Linked DNA regions of Homo sapiens: region 1 is linked to region 2. The links are chromatin contacts, found by Hi-C or POLR2A ChIA-PET in ENCODE. All regions are on one chromosome and are shown on one strand. Each heading gives the region's core, a stretch centred on a gene start or an enhancer-like site at or near the end of the contact. The rest is flanking DNA. Distances are from core to core; before and after follow the strand shown.

The links. A loop is a pair of places that touch in the nucleus more often than their neighbours do. ChIA-PET counts read pairs that join two places held with the same protein, here RNA polymerase II (POLR2A). Pooled maps may share reads with other maps.
Region 1: a loop to region 2 is called in a map of CD8-positive, alpha-beta T cell, with 8 times the contacts of the local background. The contact joins the promoter of PPM1D here to the promoter of SRSF1 in region 2. A Hi-C loop is called at or near these places in 1 of 168 maps with a recorded cell type or tissue (CD8-positive, alpha-beta T cell) and 6 of 50 pooled maps. POLR2A ChIA-PET finds 5 or more read pairs at or near these places in 1 of 52 experiments (GM10248).

Annotation. Positions count from the first base shown.
Region 1 is chr17:60,598,753-60,601,452 of GRCh38, forward strand. It overlaps PPM1D (protein phosphatase, Mg2+/Mn2+ dependent 1D), which reads left to right and starts at 1,441. Exons shown (of 6, transcript NM_003620.4): 1 at 1,441-2,134. The coding sequence starts at 1,663. RefSeq lists enhancers at 374-1,362, 1,363-2,350, 1,511-1,560.
Region 2 is chr17:58,005,895-58,008,594 of GRCh38, forward strand. It overlaps SRSF1 (serine and arginine rich splicing factor 1), which reads right to left and starts at 1,352. Exons shown (of 4, transcript NM_006924.5): 1 at 1,050-1,352; 2 at 449-633; 3 at 1-79. The coding sequence starts at 1,243. RefSeq lists enhancers at 1-162, 494-543, 814-863, 987-1,705, 1,654-1,703.

The sequences.
Region 1 (2,700 bases), core at 191-2,690, 2.6 Mb after region 2:
TAAGATGAATAATATAGAGCTACACAAACCGTTCTTGTGATATGGAGGCTGCTCCCTAATTACAATGCTAATATTTCATTTAGGATTTTTGTATTCATCGTTACAAAACAGGGTCTGTAGGTTTCCTTTTAGTGTTCATAATGCTTAGGTTTTACTAACAGGGTTATGATTACCTCTCCAAACAAGCTGGGATTTTTTTTTTCAAGCGTTTCCATGCCCTGGAACCATCTGGTCTAGTGCTTTTTGGGGTAATGAATATCTTCAATTGTATTTATTTTTACTTAGTTGATCTATTCAGATTTTCTACATTTTCTTGAGCTGATTTTGCTTATTTATATTTTTATTGATATAAAGATTTTTTCTATTTTTATTTCTTGTGCCAACTGTATGTACATTCCCCCCATTCCCGTTTCCATACTGTTTTTAGGCCATTTGAAAATCTCAAAGGTTTTACAGGAAAGTACAGATTGATGAAGAAATGGCCAAAAACGGGAAAAGTGAACTTTAAAGTGATTCAACTACAAAACGTATGCTACTGAGCAAATACTAGTGTATTCCTCGCTCTGCGGCTTAACTCCATGAAAATCCGTGCAAAGGTTTTAGCGTTGGGATTGTGACCGACTCGGTGAAGAGAGGGGACGATCACCAAACCGTTAGAGCACTGGGGCTCTTGGCAGTGTTTGTCAGTTATTTTCAAGTGATAACTTGAAGTGATACCGCAGGAATAAAATGCTGTATCCAGAGCTGGTCGGAACGAGCACTACCTTTAACAAAAGCTGAAAAGATCTGCCTAGGAATTCGTTAGAATACAGCCCTCTTACGTCTCTGACATACCTAGTTATGTGAACCGAGACTGTGCAGCTGACGGTGGAAATTTCCTAAGTGCTTTTTAAACAACAGAACTGGACTCCCTCCCTCCTCCATTCCCAGTCGAATACGTCCCACCCAGATCCAGCTCAAGGGTGCAGCACTTGTTCCGGCCAGCTCACAATCGCCCTTTGGAAGGGAGGTTTCCCGCCATTTCGCTTAGGAGGAGGGTGAACTCTTCTCCCTTCATTCTCCACTCGCTGGGGGCCCGAGCCCACACCACCTTCCTAGCAAAGCAAGCAGCGGGACGCCAAGGCCAGCAGGCCGCATTAAGAACGCTGGACTGAGCCAAAAGCCTACACAGACCAAGCCGCTCGGGAAAGGATCAACAACTGCCGACAACCCGGAGGGCGAAAACGCCCGCGGCGTAGGGGAAGCAAACTAGGAGATGCGCGGGCCCAGCGCCAGCGGCGGGAGGAGGCAGCGCGGCCGTCGCAGGCGGGAGCGAAGGCGGGGACGGAGGGCGGGCTCGCTCCACTCGACTCCGGATTGGTCGAGCTTAGAGAGCCGAGTGACGTCAGCGGGGGAGAACGCCTGATTTGTGTGGTGGGCGCGGGCGGTGGGGGGAAGCGCAGTGCGCAGGCGCAACTGCCTGGCTCTGCTCGCTCCGGCGCTCCGGCCCAGCTCTCGCGGACAAGTCCAGACATCGCGCGCCCCCCCTTCTCCGGGTCCGCCCCCTCCCCCTTCTCGGCGTCGTCGAAGATAAACAATAGTTGGCCGGCGAGCGCCTAGTGTGTCTCCCGCCGCCGGATTCGGCGGGCTGCGTGGGACCGGCGGGATCCCGGCCAGCCGGCCATGGCGGGGCTGTACTCGCTGGGAGTGAGCGTCTTCTCCGACCAGGGCGGGAGGAAGTACATGGAGGACGTTACTCAAATCGTTGTGGAGCCCGAACCGACGGCTGAAGAAAAGCCCTCGCCGCGGCGGTCGCTGTCTCAGCCGTTGCCTCCGCGGCCGTCGCCGGCCGCCCTTCCCGGCGGCGAAGTCTCGGGGAAAGGCCCAGCGGTGGCAGCCCGAGAGGCTCGCGACCCTCTCCCGGACGCCGGGGCCTCGCCGGCACCTAGCCGCTGCTGCCGCCGCCGTTCCTCCGTGGCCTTTTTCGCCGTGTGCGACGGGCACGGCGGGCGGGAGGCGGCACAGTTTGCCCGGGAGCACTTGTGGGGTTTCATCAAGAAGCAGAAGGGTTTCACCTCGTCCGAGCCGGCTAAGGTTTGCGCTGCCATCCGCAAAGGCTTTCTCGCTTGTCACCTTGCCATGTGGAAGAAACTGGGTAAGTTCCCTGGCTTGTTTGGCGCCCGCCCCTTTTTCAGGCAGTTCAGGGCTTTTATGGCACCAGCCCCGCGTGGGCCCCCGGCACCCAGAGCGCAACCAAAGTATACACTGATGGAAGTGACTAAAAGCTGTAATAGCGCTTTGCTGGGTGGAGGTCCGGGCAAACCAAGCGGCCTTGGGGAAGATAGGATTGCCGTCTCCCTGCAGCCTATTCTTGCTTTATTTCCATCCTCCAAGGATCAATGGGAAGCAGTCCACTCCCTTCCCTGCTTCACTTTGGTGGCAACCAGAGGAAACGTGTTTGAAACCTGGCGCCAGATTTTGGCCAAAAGATAAATCGATGTTGCACCTGGGCCAGGCGAAGGAAAAACTGTAGTGTTTCCTTAGAGAATCTGTCATAATTCTGCTCCTGAAAGTCTTATCCCTCTCGGTTGCCTCCTACCGGTGGTGTCAGTTCTCCAGATTGACCCGGGATTGCTGGGGTTGGTTGCTGGAGTAAAGCGTAAGCTAATTTAGAAGGGCTGAAACGTAACCATCCGGCAACTTAAAGTTTTGGAAGGAATT
Region 2 (2,700 bases), core at 102-2,601:
TAAACATCAGCATAACATACATCACCTGCTTCACGCATGTGATCCTTTAAATCCTGCCAACTTCCACTTGGAGGCAGTCCTGAAAAAGTGATTTTTTTTTTCTTAGTACCAATTATCTTAAATTTCACGTTAAGCTGGTAAGGTACATTAGGACAAAGAGTACTTTAAAGTACTTAATAGGTGTACTTAAGTGATACCAGGTAAAGAGAGCTGGTAAGATTCTGGAATCCAGAGTCCAAAATTATTTGTAACGATCTTCGTATCTAGTACCGCAACCTAATTTGGTAAATCACCACAGCAGCAATCCTCGTTTATTAAATTCACCCAAAAACTAAAGCAATTTAAGACCTAGCATGAAAAATTTGCAATTATTAAACCTGTCACGCAAGAGAAAAATTTTAGGTAGTTTTCGTCCCTTCACATCAATCCACACAACCAGTACACTCACCAGAGACAACCACTCTGTTTTCAGACCGCCTGGATGGGGGGCCATAGCGACCTCGGGGAGCTCCGCCACCTCCACCCCCGCCGCCGCCTCGGCCTGTTCCACGGCCGCTTCGAGGAAACTCCACCCGCAGACGGTACCCATCGTAATCATAGCCGTCGCGACCATACACCGCGTCTTCCGCGTCTCTGCGGGATCGCAGAAAGTAAAAGGGATGAGAAACACCAGGAGGAGAAGCTCGCTCAGTTGGGAACCAGCAAACCCCCCGCACATGCGCACCCAACGTGGAAGAGCCCACATGCGCCGCATAATAGGAATGGCCCCTCCCCCACCCAGAAACACGCCAGGCTCCCAACCACTACACCAGCCCTCAGCGCCTCAGTTTCCCGCTCCAGCCTGCGAATGGGCTCCGGGGACGTCCAAGGCGAGGCGCCAGAGAAGCCACATCAACTCAGCTCCTTACTCGACTCCTGCATGGGCGATACAGTCTCGCCCCAACCTCTCTAAGAGCCCCCGCTTCCCCGTTCTCTATGTTAAGGCCTTGGAGCCTTCCCCAACTACTCGGACCTATTTCCTCAAGGCTGCAAGCCCCATGCCGCCTCACCGCGGGTCCTCGAACTCAACGAAGGCGAAGGGCGGTCCCCCGCGGCGATTCTTGAGGTCGATGTCGCGGATAGCGCCGTATTTGTAGAACACGTCCTCAATGTCCTTGGTTCGGATGTCTGGAGGTAAGTTACCCACGTAGATGCGGCAATCGTTGTTCCCTGCGGGGCCACGAATCACACCACCTCCCGACATGGCGGTGACGAAAAGCGCGGACTCGAGAACAGGCCTTCCCACCAAGCCTAGCGCACGGCAGAGCGAGCCCGCAGCGGCACCACGTCTCCCGCGGCCCCTCCAAAATGGCGCCTTTATCAGCTCGGCGCACGGATATGGGGGGGAGACAGAGGAAGAGAAGCGGAAGGAAACAGCGATTCGATCCCAACACGCACGCGCGGGAGCGCAACGGGTGCTGCGAGGGCTACGTTCAGCGCACGCGCACGCACGCGCGACGTCACCCTCCCCACGAAGGGGGTAAAAAAGTCCCCCGCGTTCCCAGCTTGGGGTGGTTTGCGAACAGAGTGACCAGCCGTTTGGTAAAAGTTAAATAACGAACTTTCGTTAAAGGAGCTAGTCATCCAGGTCGGGTCTTGAAGGATGGTCGATTTCTCCAGGAATGAGGATCTTTGAAAGCAACTCGGCGCCTTCAAAGCACTTGGTGAAACCTAGCCTAAAGCGTTGTCCCACCATGCTCTGCGGCGATAACGGCCTTTGGCGGGAAAGAGTCTCGGAGGCGGGGCCAAAGGGGGACGGCCCGGGCGGTTGCTCCGGAAACCCGGGTATCTTCGTAGGGTGCGTCTAATCCAGAGCTGAGTTGCGGGTGATTGAACGGAGAGCTGGGGCGTTGGTTTGTCTTCCCGCCCCTGCTGCGAATAGACCGTGGCTGCTTAGACAGATGTGTCTAATTTAGCGAAACCGATTTAGATTCCTTAATCCTCTTCATTAAGTACCGTTCCGCCTTCTCGTCAGAACTTTGCATAGCTCGGGTCAGCACTCCTAGTGCTAGTCGCAGTGGGTCCGTATCCCGACCGGCAACGTGGTACCCGCCAACCAGAAGGGGTAACACCGTACCGCCTATGGGACCCACACCTTTTTATCTCTTGTTAGTCGCCTGTCCGTGGGACTAGCGCAGAATGCCTGCAGAATGAATCGTTTCTGTTGTTTCCTTTCAAAGAACGAGAAGGAAGAAAGGGTGCGTGTGTGCAGTCCTTTTTTCAAAAGTTTTCCCTAAAAGTTACTGATACACCAGGTTTTGAAAATACCGGTCCTCTCAGGTAATAAAATGGAGCAAAATGGATGTGAGAACCGTAACCACTAGATACCGCGGTTGCTATTCAGGACTGTGATCCTGTTTGCCTGCGGCATTGGGAGATAACATTTTACATTTTTTTTCGACGTCTGAAATCTGGATTTTTATGTGAAATCCTGGGATTTTTAAACGTCGCTAATGAATTAAAATTCAAATCAGGCTGGGCGCGGTGGCTCACGCCAGCACTTTGGGAGGCCGAGGCGGTTGGATCACTTGAGGTCAGGAATTCGAGACCAGCCTGGCCAACATGGTGAAATCCCGTCTCTACTGAAAAAACAAAAAATTAGCCGGGCTTGGTGGCAGGCGCCTGTAATCCACTCTACGCGGGAGGCTGAGGCAGGAGAAT